Regions from separate parts of the Mus musculus genome. Here region 2 is linked to region 1. Evidence: chromatin contacts called from ENCODE Hi-C or POLR2A ChIA-PET data. All regions are on one chromosome and are shown on one strand. The core of a region is the stretch at or near the end of the contact, and the rest is flanking DNA. Distances in the headings are between cores, read along the strand shown. Region 1 holds the start of Elovl7 (ELOVL family member 7, elongation of long chain fatty acids (yeast)). Region 2 overlaps Elovl7 (ELOVL family member 7, elongation of long chain fatty acids (yeast)).

What was found. Hi-C counts contacts between places; a loop is a spot of excess contacts on that map. ChIA-PET counts read pairs that join two places held with the same protein, here RNA polymerase II (POLR2A).
Region 2: a map of Patski shows a loop between it and region 1 (2.0-fold over the local background). The contact joins the enhancer-like site here to the promoter of Elovl7 in region 1. A Hi-C loop is called at or near these places in 1 of 37 maps with a recorded cell type or tissue (Patski). POLR2A ChIA-PET finds 5 or more read pairs at or near these places in 1 of 5 experiments (Patski).

What each region holds. Positions count from the first base shown.
Region 1 is chr13:108,209,476-108,217,150 of GRCm38, reverse strand. It overlaps Elovl7 (ELOVL family member 7, elongation of long chain fatty acids (yeast)), which reads right to left and starts at 2,747. Exons shown (of 8, transcript NM_029001.5): 1 at 2,651-2,747.
Region 2 is chr13:108,259,781-108,267,455 of GRCm38, reverse strand. It overlaps Elovl7 (ELOVL family member 7, elongation of long chain fatty acids (yeast)), which reads right to left. Exons shown (of 8, transcript NM_029001.5): 3 at 76-266. Among named protein-coding and RNA genes, the nearest start is that of Elovl7, 49 kb to the right of the region's middle. Within about 2 kb of position 4,209, at least 1 of the 3 ENCODE cell types and tissues checked has a DNase peak (open chromatin) inside an H3K27ac peak, as active enhancers do.

The DNA of each region.
Region 1 (7,675 bases), core at 1,498-3,997:
GAATAAACAATCTACTGAGGAAAAACCCTACCTCTTGGCCGGTCAATATCTTGTCCTCTTATCTCATCATCTCAAATCTTTCCATGTGCAGCCAACTCTTTGCTGGCCTCGTCTCCCCAGCTTAGTTCAGACACACAGGCTTGGTGAAAGGAGTGTTGCTTATCCTGACTGCACCCTCCTTCCATGTCATATGTAATGACAGAATAAGACATTAAATATAGCCACTGCCTCACCTGTTCACTAATGTTTTATGCACTTTTATGTATGTACTGTATTTCCAATTTTTTTTAAAAAAAGATTATTTTGAGATAACTTACTGTTGTTTCCTATTTTGTTTTGAGATTCACACTTCCTATAAAATTTGGCTCCTGTATCACACCAGGAGATGCAATGATGAATCAGGACGACTGGGTACCTCAGCGTGGCAATACACTCAGCAGAGGTTTTTCTCTGCTCCCATTTGCATTGTCTGCCAGTTCCCCCACGCCTACCAGTGCAAACTTATGAAAGGCTGGCTTCTACTACCATCAAGGCTACTACTGCCCTGAGCTACCTTAGCTCACGGTGCACTTTGGTCTACAAATATCTATTAAGTGACTACTACAAAGAATGCCTGATAGTGTAACATTTTAAGTTGCCCAGGACCTGGAAGAAAGCAAACACTTACTAAAGAAGATAATCAAAATGTGTATTGACTGAGGATGGGGCTCAGTTTGGTTCGATGCTTATCTAGCAGGCATAAAGCCTCCGGTTTCCCTCTCCAGCACTGAATAATACTGGAAATGGTGGCACATGCTTATAATCCCAGCAATTCAGAGGTTAGAGGCAGGAGGATCTGAAGTTTAAGGTCATCCGAGGCTACACAGAGAGTTCGAAGCCAGCCTGGAATACACGAGACCTTGTCTCAAAATAAATAAGAGGGAAAAGAAAGGTGGGTATGATGAGTGATAGTATGTGTTCGCTTTGGGAAAGAGGAAGTGTGGTGAAGAGCGATGGGAGGGGTGCAGGCTGAGACTGACAAAGGCAGGAGAGATCTGGAGAGAGCTGGATAAATCCATAATTGGGGTTAGGGAGTGGTAGCAGGAGGCGGGATGGCTGAGATTTTGCATCTTGGTGACTAGGTTAATGGTGGCGGAAACCATCTTCTACGGGAGCGTTGGGAAGGCCTGGGGCACAGAAACGGAGTATTATAACGTCTCCTCAAAGATATTAGACTCAACTGAATACACAGGGCCCCTGGATTGTAATTGAAGTTAAGTAGACTTGAAAAATGAGGTTTTAGGAAGTCAACCTGTCAATCTAATTTTTTATCTTTTAAAGATATCTATCTTATAAAGGGCTGGGCACGTGTGGTTCACACCCCGTAGCAGGGAGACAAGAAGAGGGATCAAGAGACTGATATCAGCTTTAGCTGCTACAGTAAAAAACAAACAAGGAGGAAAAGGGGCCAGAGATTAAGTGTCCCGGGCCTGATGCTTGAACCTGCATAGTGCTTAGTAGCAGTAAGAACCAAGAACTCTGGGTTCATCAGACTAGCAGAGTGGCCAAGAGCTCCTGGCTGGCTGGAAGCCAAGCCCCAAACTGAAAACAATATCTACTTGAAGACTGACAGGGTTAAGCTCTCAGTGTCAGGCACACAGCACTGGATAAGCATCTGCTATGGGGTAAAGGGAAAGGGATTTTTTTTAAACCTAGTCCTCGATGACCTTGGGGAGAACAATTTCCCCCGAACAAAAACTGCAAATTGTAAACCACAAGCGCAAAGTACGGCGGCGGCGGCAGTCACTAAAGAGGATGAGTTTTATACAAGAAACGCAAAACAGGAGTGAGTGGAAGAAAAGATGACTTGGGAGCTCGGAGCTGAGAGAAAACGCTCATGGGCAGCTTCAGGGACAGGAGGGAGTTCAGTAGGCAATCGCCGGGTCTCTGAAACTATTGTTCAGTGGGAGTGGGACTTTTGTGCCTTGCTGCCAGCCGGACCGCTCCCACCCCGAGTTCCAGTTAGTCCCCAAAGGCGCTCCTCTGAATCCGGTAAGTTTGAATCAGCGAGGGCTGATAAGAAAGAAAGGCCCACTTCACACCACAAGACACCTAGGCGATAAATGACAGGAGTTGCCACTCCGTCTCCAGAACGACCTGTTCCACAGCCGTGGACTCATCCTCCCTCCCTGGCCCGCAGCAGTCACCGGGACGGGATGCTGTTCCCGGAGCCAAAGAGACAGCGCCCTGAGTTCCCTCGGGCAGGCGGGACGCACCCAGAAGCAGGAAGAAGGGATAGCTGGTTTGTGAAGAGGAGTCTGGGAAGCCAGGACCCGGAGCCGAGAAAGTGACCTCCGCGGTCCAAGGTCGAGCAAGACCTTCCCTCCTTGAGTCTCAACCGCAGCAGCTCAGCACCCCATGCCCCGGAGGGCCCCGATCTTCCCTAGGGGTACAGGGCTCCAGGGCTCCGGGAGGCACAGGTGAGCGCGGCGCGCCCGACCAGCGAGCAGCACCGCCAGGAGGGAGGCCCTGCCCGGCCCCACGCCGCTTCCTTTCCCGTGCGACCCCCAGGGGCTCGACCCCTTCGGCTCGCGCGTCCTTCCCCCGCAGCCCTCCGCGCCACCCCCGAAAGCCTCGCCCAGTCTGCTGGGGCCCGCAGCCCCGCACTCACCGCGCCGAGGGGCGAGCAGCGCGCGCGGGAGCCGAGGGCGGCGGCGGGCAGTGCGAGCGCAGCTCTCACAGCGGCCCCTGCTGCCGGGGCTGCGGACCAGGCTGCGAGGGGCGGAGGCGGTAGGGTGGCACCTGCCGGCTCTCCCAGCCCCGCGCGTCACCCGGGACCGCCCCCCGGCCCGCCTGCCCGTCGCCGCCAGGTGACGCCGAGGGGTGGGGTGTCATGCCAGCCTCTCCCGCTGCCGCCCTCGCCGCGGGTAGAGCCTGGCCCCGAGCAACCCAGGGTGCAGTAGGGGGCCGGTTCCCGTCCGCTCTACTGGTGCCCTTTCTTTCTGAGAGTGAATACCAACATCTGGATTCATCCGCATGCTTAACCAAAATACTATGGGAATTGTCGTCCTGCTTGACTCTAATGGATTACAGGACCGGTCGAGGGAGGGCGCGGCTGGAGGGAAGAAGGGATGAAGGAGAAATAGGTCTCTAAAATGGAGACCAGACCAGTAAAGATGCCCAAGCCAGATTTTGGCAGCTCGATCCCTTTTAATTATTAAGAATGAATTGTTGAAAAATAGGAGGCGCGGGGAGGCTTTTAGTGCAATGAAGAACAGACTGTATGCAACTTTTTTTTATGGTGATCAGAACAAGGAACAGAGTCTAGCAAACTCCCGTCTCCTTCACTGATTGATGGATTGGAATTGCTGAACTGGATGAATGTAGGCCTGTGCTTGTGCACTGGACTTTTTTTTTTTTTTAATGAGCTAGTCCTGTGTTTAGTTATGATCATAATAAACACTGTAACGATTTCTAAATCAAGCACAGGAAGGCAAAATGTAAGTCTAGAGGTATCTGCTTCTATAGCAAAACCTAAAACTAGAATTGATCTTTCAACTAGAACATCCCCTATCCTCCATCCCCCTCCTACACTCCCGAGAGTTTGCCTTCCCTGTGCGGACTGCCTCACCACATGGGCTCTGCTTGCTCTAGAGTTCCTAGCCTAGAATCAGGGTAAGAAGTCTCTTGACAAGTAGAGACCTTGCATAGGGAAAGCAAAAACAAGCAAGCAAGACAGCCTTCCATGACCCAACCCTAGAACATTGAAAATAAGGTTTCAGTGTCTACCTAAAACTCTGGGCACTCCCACTGAATAGTCAAGGAGACAGCAACTCCCAAAGGACAGAAGTTCAAATGCAAATTAAGACGCTGAAGATATCTTCTACTGGAGATGTAACTTGGTGGTAGAGGGCTTGCCCGGCTTGTGCAAGTTCCTGAGCTCAGTGCTTTACATCAATCAAAAAACAAACTAATGAATCCTTGTTTATGCTCTTCTTTCATGTTACAAATAAGTTGTTTGGTAGATTTGGAAACGCCTTAAAAATTAGAGACAATTGTCACATGCCTGTCACTGTTTCTGTCTGTATAAAATTTCAAACATGCAAGAGCCTAATTAGATTCATTTAATTAGATTTAAGACCTATTTAATGCTGTTACCCCCACCCCACCCCACCCCACCCCAGGATCTAAAGATCCAGCAGACAACCAAAACAAACTAAAAATGTTCTGTCTTTTCAGGGAGGGAACTTTCAGTCTAACCAGAGCTTACAATAAAGTTAATACATAACCAGGTCAGGAAAAAAAAAATGTGTTCAGGTCCTGACAAGCACCACGGGAAGGGGAAGGGCATGGGGATTTTTGAGGGGGGATGGGAGGGGGAAGCTTCATTGTTGAAGGCCTCTGTGAAAGGAGCCTTTTGCATCTCGTGTTTTTGAGATTCACTATGCAGCAGAGGCTGGGAATAAAACTTCTGATAGTAACCCAGGCTATCCTCAAACATATATCCCTCCTGTCCCCTTCTCCCCAGTGCTGAAATGGCAGGCTAAGAGGAAGTCTGTGTGTATCGGGTAAGAAGCACTCTAGGCAACAGGAACAGTAGCTAAGCTGAAGGCATGGGCACAGAGACAGCAAGGAGGCCACATTTCCCAGAGGACCTAGGAGGTTGTGGGAGCTGAACTGGAACAGGGAGGGCAACATCGAAGTCTCAAAGGAGCAGTTCTGAAGAGTGGCACCTTCTGGTCGCTCAGTTTTCTTTTCTTTTCTTTTTCTTTTTTTCTCTTTCCTTCCTTTTTTCTTTTTTCTTTTTTTTTTTTCTTCCTCCTTTTCTTTCTGCTTTTCTCTTTTTGGGGGCAAGGTCTGGCTATGAAATCTAGGCTGCCCTCAAACTTTCAAATCTTCCTGCCTCAGCCTCCTAAGTGCTGGGATGATAGGCCTTTGTTCCAGCCTGGCATTTTAAAGTAAGTGTTCTAACAATGTTACTGAGAGTGGTATAGAGGATGGGGAGGAATGGCCGAGACATAGCAAGGAGACAGTTAAGAGGCTCTTACACAGTCCAGATAAGATAAAGCAGAGGCAAGGAGGAGCTGGTTGAAGTGAAAAGGCCAGGCTTTAAAATACATTCTGGCATTCAGAGGCAGAGGCTGGTGGGTTCAAGGCCAGCCTGGTTTACAGAGGGAGTTCCAGGTCAGCCACACCCTGTCTCATCTCCCAACCTCCAATACATCTTGACGACAAGGGCCAACCCGATTCCCAAAGGTCTGAGGTGAGCGATAAGAAAGGGTGTGTTCCAAAAAAAAAAAAAAATGAAAGCATTTTCCATAAGCAACTGCAAAGAACATGTTGCTTGTATAAAGAGGAAGACAGAGGGAAAAAAAAATAGGGCAAAGGGCAGAACACATTCGAGGACTGATTTAAATGGAGGAGGCTATTAGGTATCCAAGTGGGTGTATCAGACATCAGACATGCAGTTGGTTATCTCAGTCTTCAGACTGAGAGAGGGGCTTGCCTGGGAATGTAAATTTAGGACTTATCAGCCTCTTGATATTTTTAAAGATGGGTAAGAGCATCGAGAAAGGAGAAAGGAGATGAGGAGTCTGCAGACAGCCTCCTGGGGCACCACAGTGGTGAGTGGTTATGGAATGGGGATGGAGAGCCAGCCTAGAGGAAAATCTGAGCATCCATGATTCCTGAAAGGTAGCTCTGTTAGGAATGCCATAGTAACAGTGTACAGCAAATCACTCCCTAGCAAAAATAATTAGTAGATTTGCCTTTGTCTTCATGGCCACCAATCTGTAGGTAGATTTAGTAGGCAAGCTGGCCTTACCTCAACTGATGACCTCTGGAACCAAGAAGGAAGGCGCAGCAACTGGCTTGAGACCTCACAGCACACCACTCGAGTCCAAATGGCATTCCCAAGCTTATGAGCACACTGAAGGTCCCTGGCACATCAAGCTGGCTAACATTCCATTGCCTTGAAGCCATCAGAGAGCCAGATCCAACATCAATGACCTATAAAAATATTAAGCCAACTCTAGAAGGTGATGAAAAAGAACGCTTGCTAAAGAATGACACAGATTCTTATCACCGTAGGAGAAGAACAACATGTTACAACATGGCGCTAGCGAATGCCGAGCACTAGAAGGGACTGCGGATTTAGCAATATGGAAGTCATCCACCAAATGTGACAAAAATGGCTTTAGTTAAATGGATGGGGCGAAACTCTGGCCAGAGTGGGTTTCAAGAGTAGACGGGAAGAGAGCAATCACAGAGGAGAGTTTTAGACTGTTTGTAATCCAGTTTGTTGTGCAGTCAGGAAAGGATCCAAGGAGAACAGAGTGAAGCACAAGCATTGTCAGGTATGCAGACGCTCTGTGGTACATACATATTAAAAGGAAGGAAGGAAGGAAGGAAGGAAGGAAGGAAGGGAGGGAGGGAGGGAGGGAGGGAGGGAGGGAGGGAGGGAGGGAGGGAGGGAGGAAGGAAGGAAGGAAGGAAGGAAGGAAGGAAGGAAGGAAGGAAGGAAGGAAGGAAGAGAGAGGGAGGGAGAGAGAGAGGAAGAAGGAGGAGGAGGAAGAGGAGGAGGAGGAGGAGGAAGGCAGGCAACAGCTGGAGCTCTAGCCTACTTTTATTCTTTTTATTCCAAAAAAGGAATTCAGAAACAACAGTGGGCCCTTCCTGTGGTTTTTGTTGCATATCCCTCATACATACTTTGATTTTCATGTAAATGTAAAATAAACAACTACATTGTAAGTACCTAGTACCAGACCACATATATTATCCCAAAACTTTGTTTTTTAGTCAACTTTTACTTTTTAGATTTATTTTTAGCATGCGTGCACACGAGTGTGTGTGTGTGTGTGTGTGTGTGTGTGTGTGTGTGTGTGTGTGTATACTGTGGATGTATGACCCTAGTGTGGAGGTCAGAGGGCATCTAGCAGGAGTCAGGTCTCTCTATCCAGCAGCAAGCATCTTTACCCACGGAGTCATCTCACCAGTCTCAACCAATCCTTGTCAATGACTTATTAGTGTAGATGCATGTAATTTTTTTATTCATTTAATTACTACAGTATTGAACAACCAAGCCTTTGTACATTTGACTGATGATGAACAAAATTAAGTTATAACAAAATACCATAGGCTAGATAGATTAGATAAGTGGCATTTTCTTAGAGTTATATGGTCAAGTCCAAGGTCGGGTCCTGGAAGGGGCCTATTCAGCTTGCAGATGGCAATCTTCTTGATCTTGCTCATGGATTTCCTTTCTTCTTGGGGGGTGTGTTTAGAAAAGGGTCAGGGGCACCCTCATTCTGATGTCTCACCTACAACTACCCCCTAAAGCTAATCATTTTAGGCCAATGACTCCCAAAAGTTTTCCTCTGAACTCCACAAGACTGTGAACTGCACAAGCATGTGTGCACACACCCCACAAATAAATACATTTAAAAACTGAAACATGAAAACCGATCATTTGAAAGGCCCACCTCCAAATATCACCAGTTCTAAATTCAGGGAAGTGCATTTAGTACACAGTGCTTAAAGTTTTATCCTCCTAAGTAATGCCAAATTATATATTTATTACATTATGTTATAGCTCAGTTTGCCCCCAGCCCTTGCCAACATGTGGCATTCTTAGATCATATATATTATACAACATCTAATCGTGACAATACAATATAGACATGGAATAAGTACATTG
Region 2 (7,675 bases), core at 2,960-5,459, 49 kb before region 1:
ATAACAAGAACATACAAACATATAACAGAAGACTAAGGCAAACTTTTCCCATTTAGGAATACTGAAGACACTTGCCTCATAACACATATACACAGAAAACAGTACTATGAAAAAATTGTACGTTATCATCGCTTTCTTGAGTTCAAAGGGCTTCCGGTTCTCCATGAGCTTTGGTCCCAGAGACGTAACAAAATAGACATAGAGGCCCAGGATGATGGTTTGTGGCAGAGGCGAGGACATGAGGAGATAGTCTTCAACTCTCGGATCTAAGAGAAAGATAACAGGTAAGTACACAACCACTTAGCCCAGGAAGCAACCTTTATTTATCTCGGTGCTGACAGCACACCATTGCAAAAATCACCAGCATCTTTAAGAGGGGTGACAGGAGAAACCCCTAAGAGCAGTGAGGCTCCCCTGAGCTAAAAACAATGGGGCAGTCGTCCCCTTTATGTCTCAAAGGGTAAGAGGTATTAGTCAGCAGAACTGGAAGGGGAGCCTCTGGAGAAGCCACTCAGGAGGAGTTGTGTCACAGACTGAAGACTGCACCCTCCCTGTTAAGCCCAATGTGGTACTGCACACAAAGATCCCAGCACTTGGGAAATGGGGATGGGTGAACCAGAAATTCAAGTCAACTACAGCCGAGCATCAGCCAGTCTCAAAAACAATAAAAGGAAACAAATAAAACCCATGTGTTGAAATTCTAGCACCCAATGTGATGGATGCAAGAGCTTTGAAATCCTAGCACCCAATGTGATGGATGCAAGAGTGTCTTAGTCAGGGTTTCTATTCCTGCACAAACATCATGACCAAGATGCAAGTTGGGGAGGAAAGGGTTTATTCGGCTTACACTTCCATGCTGCTGTTTATCACCAAGGAAGTCAGGACTGGAACTCAAACAGGTCATGAAGCAGGAGCTGATACAGAGGCCATGGAGGGATGTTCTTTACTGGCTTGCTTCCCCTGGCTTGCTCAGCCTGCTCTCTTATAGAACCCAAGACTACCAGCCCAGAGATGGTCCCACCCACAAGGGGCCTTTCCCCCTTGATCACTAATTGAGAAAATGCCTTAGAGTTGGATCTCATGGAGGCATTTCCTCAACTGAAGCTCCTTTCTCTGTGATAACCCCAGCTGTGTCAAGTTGACACAAAACTAGCCAGTACAAAGAGCTTTGAAATCCTAGCACCCAATGTGATGGATGCAAGAGCTTTTCAAGAATAGAGTTAATATCATACAAAGGAACCCAGGAAGCTCTTTTTTTTTTCTGTCACATAATGACACAGAGCAAGATAACAGCAACCCAGGGGAGCCCCACAGGAGCCCCACCAGAGCACCCTGGCCTCAGATACATAACTTCTCCAAGTTCTAAGCAGCGGATATAAGCAGATCGGGAGGAGAGGGTGGCTAGTGGTGGGGCCCACCATCTGTGGCCGCTATCAATGGTCAGAAATTTCCATCTTACCTGGCAGAACAGCACTTGGGAAGGGAAGGCAAGGGACCAGGAGTTCAAGGCCATGGGATAAATGAGACACCCCCCCCCCCATCTCAAAAATATTTTTTTCCATCCAGACATTCTTTTATATTTAAAAGTGGTATATATCTGCTACTTACTCATTTTCCTCCTTTCCTAAGACAACTGGCATATTTCCTCAGATACTGTATCATAGAACCACAAAACTGAAAGGGACCATGTCAATATCTAACTCTCTAGAGTGTTTCTAAAGTGTGAGCCAGCAAATATGATGTTTTGAGCCAAATAAAATAGGTAATGCCCTTGCAGCCACAGAAACGTAAGTTCGTCCAGTTCTTGCTGCCTCCGGGCTAACAGGATTGTGGCATTTAAAAATTGCAATTTAAAACAAACTGTGATTCATTCTATAATTTCAAGCACTTGGGGTGTAATTTGACCAAGTGACCTCATGATCCCAGAGTGGAACGGAGGAAAACAGCTATAGGCAGCTTGCAGGAGCATCTGACTCAGCTGTACACAGAGCATCCCCTTCATGAGGGGTGAAAGATCTGGAGCAAGCCAGTTACCAGCAAACCTTCTCACCCCAAACTTCTTCACGAGAACGCCACGACTATCCACTCAGCTTCTCTTTTAATCCTGGACAAGTTACATTAACAGTTGACGCCAAGGGCTTTATTTAGTAAAACTGACTTATTCTGTCTCAAGTGGGCCTTACTTAAAAATTGCAAACAGGTGCCACCGTCTCAAATAGGCAAAACAAGCTACGGAGTAAAACAGTCAGCTCAAAAACCGATGCCCGATGTTAAGGATCTGAGTTTGTTCTTATGTCTATAAAGGACACCTCTCTACGCAACTACAACTCTACACAACTATTCAAGTGAGTACAGACTCCACCAAAGCGATGAGAGGATGCTGGAATAGAGGGTAAAATAGGATGCTTGCTACAAGGTCTCTAGTACTCTGTGTTAGCATGGATTGATACGATGAGAACACTGGTATGTAGCACTCTCCAAGACAATTTGCTTATGGAATCCTGGAGGGATGTGTGTATGTGTGTGTGTGTGTGTGATATGTGTGTGTGTGTGTGTGTGTATGTGTGTGTGTGTGTGTGTGTAGCATTCTACTCTCTATATATATAATAATATTGTACAACTTTTAGAAGTGATGCTCTGTAGAACAGCTTAGAAATACAGCTGTTTTCTAGAGCACATCTATACATTAAACCTTTAGTACTTTGACAACAGTAGCCCATTAATAGGGGCAGACTGTTTTGAAATGCATTAAGGAAGAAAACAAAATAGATGGTCAAACATGGATAATAAAACACAAGCAGAAGTTAAAAAAAATTCAGAAGCTGTTACCTGTAAGACTATGACATCATTTATACTGGCAACAGAGTGTCATAGACAGACAGATAGCGAAGGCTTTAGACAGTCTTACACTTCAGTGCCTAGAAACATTCACGCAGACAATGTCACACATAGCTGGATGTATGGATCTGGGATTAGGAGTGAGATCCAAGCTAGAGATGGAGGTTTGGGGGTCACCATCACATATATGATGACTATTAAAGCCATGGAGTGGGTTTATAAGAAATAAATACATGTACAGTAAGTGCTAAGGTCCGAGTGCCAAGGACCTCACAGGCTCAGGAGAGATGGATGAGAAAACTGTGAGGGAGGCTAAGGAGGAATGCACAGTGAAACGGGAATAAAACCACAAAAGTAAGATGTCTTGAAGCCAAGGAAGAGACATTCAAGAGGGCCCCAGCATGAGATGGGGCAGAGAGAGAAACACATGTGCTCAGAAGAGCACAGTGCCTTTAACAGAGAGAAGACAGAAATGTTTTCAGCAAGAACGATTTTAGTAAAAGTCCTGCACAAAAGAGATCATCAACACAAGTTTCCTGGCCAACACTGAAAATGCAAAACTCTTAAGGCTAGAGGGATGTCTCAGGAATTAAGAGCGCTGGCAGCTCTTCTGGAGGATCAGTGTTTAATTCCCAGCTCCCACAAAGCAGGTCACAACCATCTATAACCATCTCCAACTCCTCAGGACATGACATACATGCACATAAAAGTAAAATAAAGAAATCTTTTTTAAAATGCAAAGTTCTAAAATTTGAAAGGATTTTCTCTTACTTTCTCTTACTCTATTCTCAAAACTTGTCACTTTTTTAAACCTAGAAGGGTCCTTAAATTGGCCCCCCAGGTATATGTTAACTACGGTCTCTTCTGTTTCAGTGGCTTCTTCCCTAACCTTGTAACAGTGGTGAGTTTCCTAAGACAGGATTTCTGGTCACCCTTGGTTATCACTTTGTGGATCTTACATCACAAGGGCAGTCTCAGGAAAGCAAGCTTGTCACAGCACTGGAAATCCGGGCACAGAGTAAGAACTGATCATCCCTAAATGAATTCCTTCCCCTGCTGGTCAATATAAACTGTAATGCTTGAATGTCAATAAAGCCAATGTCTAGCTTTTTATTGTTTTATTAATATGTCTAGGCTTTATTCCTCATAAAACAAAAACTAATGAAATCAGCAGCAAAGGAAGAGCCCAGAGGGCTGCAATCATCTCTGACTGAGCATGGAGTCTTCCGGTTTCTTCTTCATAGGTAATTGCAAATACTTCTGCTGTTAGTCACCCCAAACACAGCTTTTGCACTAAGATGCTTTGAGTGTCAGTAAAGGCACCTCTCCATCGCGGCTATCTTTTGTTGTATTCTTTCACTGACTTGGCAGGGGAAGAAAAAAATTGAATGACGTCACCCTTCTGTCCCTCCCCTGTTAGCAACAGAAAGAAAACAAGCCAAGAAAAGCATGCCAGGCTAGCTCAGGAAGACCAAGAAAATCATTTCCAAATAAATCGTTTCTTCCTGCGATTTAACTTTTCAGCACACGCTTTTTCTTAAAATCCTGTGTATACACGACCTTCAAGTCCTACAAATACAAAGTCACAATGGGAAAAACCTTGTTTCACTCTATGTTATCTTCAAAAACAAAAAGATAACAAAATAACAAGAAGAACAAGAAAATATAACATACGTTTGTGTGTCCAAAGAAAGGAACACACATTTGTGTGTGCCTATAAGGAGGTCAGAGGTCAACCTTGGGGTTATTCGTCAAGAGTGGTCCACTTGTTTGTTTGTTTGTTTGTTTGTTTGTTTGTTCTGTGACTTGGCTAGGCTGGCTGGCCAGTAGACAGGTGGGATCACTCCCTTGTCTCTGCTTTGCTAAGCTGGGAGTCTAGGCATGGGCCACCCTTCTAGGCTTTTCACATGGGCACTGGGTACTGAACCCAGGTCTTCACAGCACACGATTTACTCACTGAGCCGTCTCCTCACCTCCTTTTTTAGTACCAGGCTCTAAACATTCTACTACAGCAATATTGTAGAGCCAGCCAGTCAGCATGGTGAGCCTGTCTCTCCTCTGGCCTTTTATGCAGAATCGGGTCATTGACTTAACCATACTCTACTTGGTTTTCTCATCTATGAATTGGGCATAAAACACATATTTCATAGAGGACCGGGTGAGGAGTTTGCAAAGATCTTAAACTCTCAATAAACTTGCTCTTGTCATTACAGTAGATCTCCAATCTGTAATCATAGCAGAATCACCTCTGTAGTGTTTAAAAGCCCAATAATAAAAACAGTGACCTTGATCCAACTGAATCAAAGTCCTAAGGGTTGGGTACCAGGAATATAAGCTTTTAAAAATTAGCCATTAAAAAAAAAATGGTAAAGGCCAGGTGTGGTGGCGCACCCCTTTAATCCTAGCAGTTTGGGAGGCAGAGGCAGGTGAATTTCTGAGTTCGAGGCCAGCCTGGTCTACAGAGTGAGTTCCAGAACAGCCAGGGCTACACAGTGAAACCCTGTCTCAAAAAAACAAAACAAAACAAAACAAAACAAAACAAAACCAAGGCAAAGAAGTTAATTTATCAAAAAGAAGAGACACAAGAGAAAATGTTAAGTATTGCTAATTATCAAGAGAACATAAATCAATACCAGAATTTTCAATCAATCTCCTCTCACTTGTAGGACTGCATCATCAAACAAACTAAAGATAATGAGGGATGCTGAGGATGAGTGATGCTGAGGATATGGAAGGATGGGGGCATTTCTGCACTCAGGATAAGGCTATAAATTAGTCCAGCCACTAAGGAAAACCACACGGAGACCCCATTAAAAACCTAAAAGAACTATCATAAGTCCAGAAATCTCATTTCAGAAATCCTACGCAGGCTCCCTGAGTAGTAGCCACAATAGCCAAGGTGTGGAATCTGTTCCGTGGTTCATCATCAGAGGAATAAAGAAAGCAGGGTAACAGAAGTGGGGGATCATCTGGTCTCCAAAAAGGAAACCATGCTCTCTGCAACCTCTTGATCAGCAGGATGGCAACATTGTTACAGTAATTGAGATAAGCCAGACTCAGAAAGCAACAGATAGTCTCATATGTGAAAAATAAGGGTTAAGCATTTGGCCAGACAACAGGGAGAGAGCTATGTTAGCCAATGGCTACAAAAATTAACTTATGCAGGTTAATTTCTTGAGCTCTATTATAGGGACATGACATAACAATAGTACTTTGTACAGTCATATAATAATTATTATAATAAATATATATTATATGTCTAACAACAACAATAATAGTATTCTATGTAGTTGAAATTCCTAACCATAGTTTTCTAATGTTTTTAGCAAGTGTGTATGTTAGTTCATCTAGTCATTCCACAATATATACAACTATTACAGTATCACTTTGCACCACATAAACAGACACAACTATAATTTGTAAGCAGGCGATCTTTTTAAAAGCTATTCAGGTGTCCATGATGAGCTGTCCAAATTGGGAAACCAGGATTCTGGTGCATGGTCAAGTTCCCTTGGGCCGCTTGCAAGGCTGCAGTGTTCCTCGGAAGGCTCTGTGACAACCTTTCCTTGCCTCTCAATCCAAACTGCCCTTTGTCTTCCGTACAGTTGCCAAGTTCACTTTCTAAAAGTAGGGATGTGCTTAGATTATTCTCTTGTTAAGTGAGCTCTCCCTCACTGATCAAATAAAATCCAAAGCCTTAGCAGGATGGTCAGGGCTCTGGCTACTGTCTGTCTCCTGTCGCTTTCAGAGGCCGTCTACCTTCCTGAAAAGGGTATCATTGGTCCACTTCCTCGTGAAGCGTGGGCCAGTTGACACGCCTGTGGGTCAGTTGGGGATAACTTGACATGGAGAGAGTAGAGAGGGCACCATCTCATTTAAGGTGAACTCTGACTCAGTTTAGGGATTCAGTCAGCAGTAAGTGTCCCCTGTTTTTTCCCAGGAACAAAAGGCTAAGGAGACAGGGACAGTCCTGTGTACCATGTACTTGGCCTCAGAGCTGATTTGAGTGTCGTCAGAAGAGCCAGGAAGGGAACAGAATACAGGAAAGCAGGTTGTGTGGTTGGTTCCACCCCAGAGGCCACCAAAGTGCTGATTTACCACGAGCTAAAAAATTCTTTCCCGAGAGCTCGCCAGAGAGAAATGGGGTTCTAGGAAAGTACAATGCTGGGTATATAGATTATTAAAATAGGAGCTCTTCCATCAACTACTTATAAGACAATGTTCCTAAGCATCACACACTACAGCAAGTCTATGCACTTTACAAGTCTAAGAACCAACAGAATGAAGAAGCTGAAAGGGAAGGGAAACTCAGTCTCTGTGTACTTTCTTGTCTACCAAGACTTCATAGAAACAGTAGCAAGCTTACACTATCTGAAAGTGAGCACTGCCATTCAAACATGCAAAAGACTGCTTTTGTTTTGTTTTGGTTTGGTTTAATTTAATTTAATTTTATTTTTTTTACTTATTCATGTCACATCCTGCTCACTGCCCCTCTCCCTGTCAGTCCCTCCCACAATCCTTCCTCCATTCCCCTTCCCCTTCTCTTCTGAGAGGGTGCCCCCTCCCCCCATATCCCCAACCCTACCACTTCAAGTCTCTCCAAGGTCAGGTGCTTCCTCTCCCACTGAGGCCAGAAAAAGGCAGCCCCACTGGAAGAACATATCCCACATACAGGCAACAGCTTTGGGGACAGTCCCTATTCTAGATGTTCGGGACCCAAACGAAGACCAAGCTGCAGATAAGGTACAGGTGTGCAGGGAGGCCTAGGTCCAGCCTGTGTGTGTTCTTTGGTTGGTGGTTCAGACTCTGAGAGCCCCAGAGGTCCAGGTTAGTGACT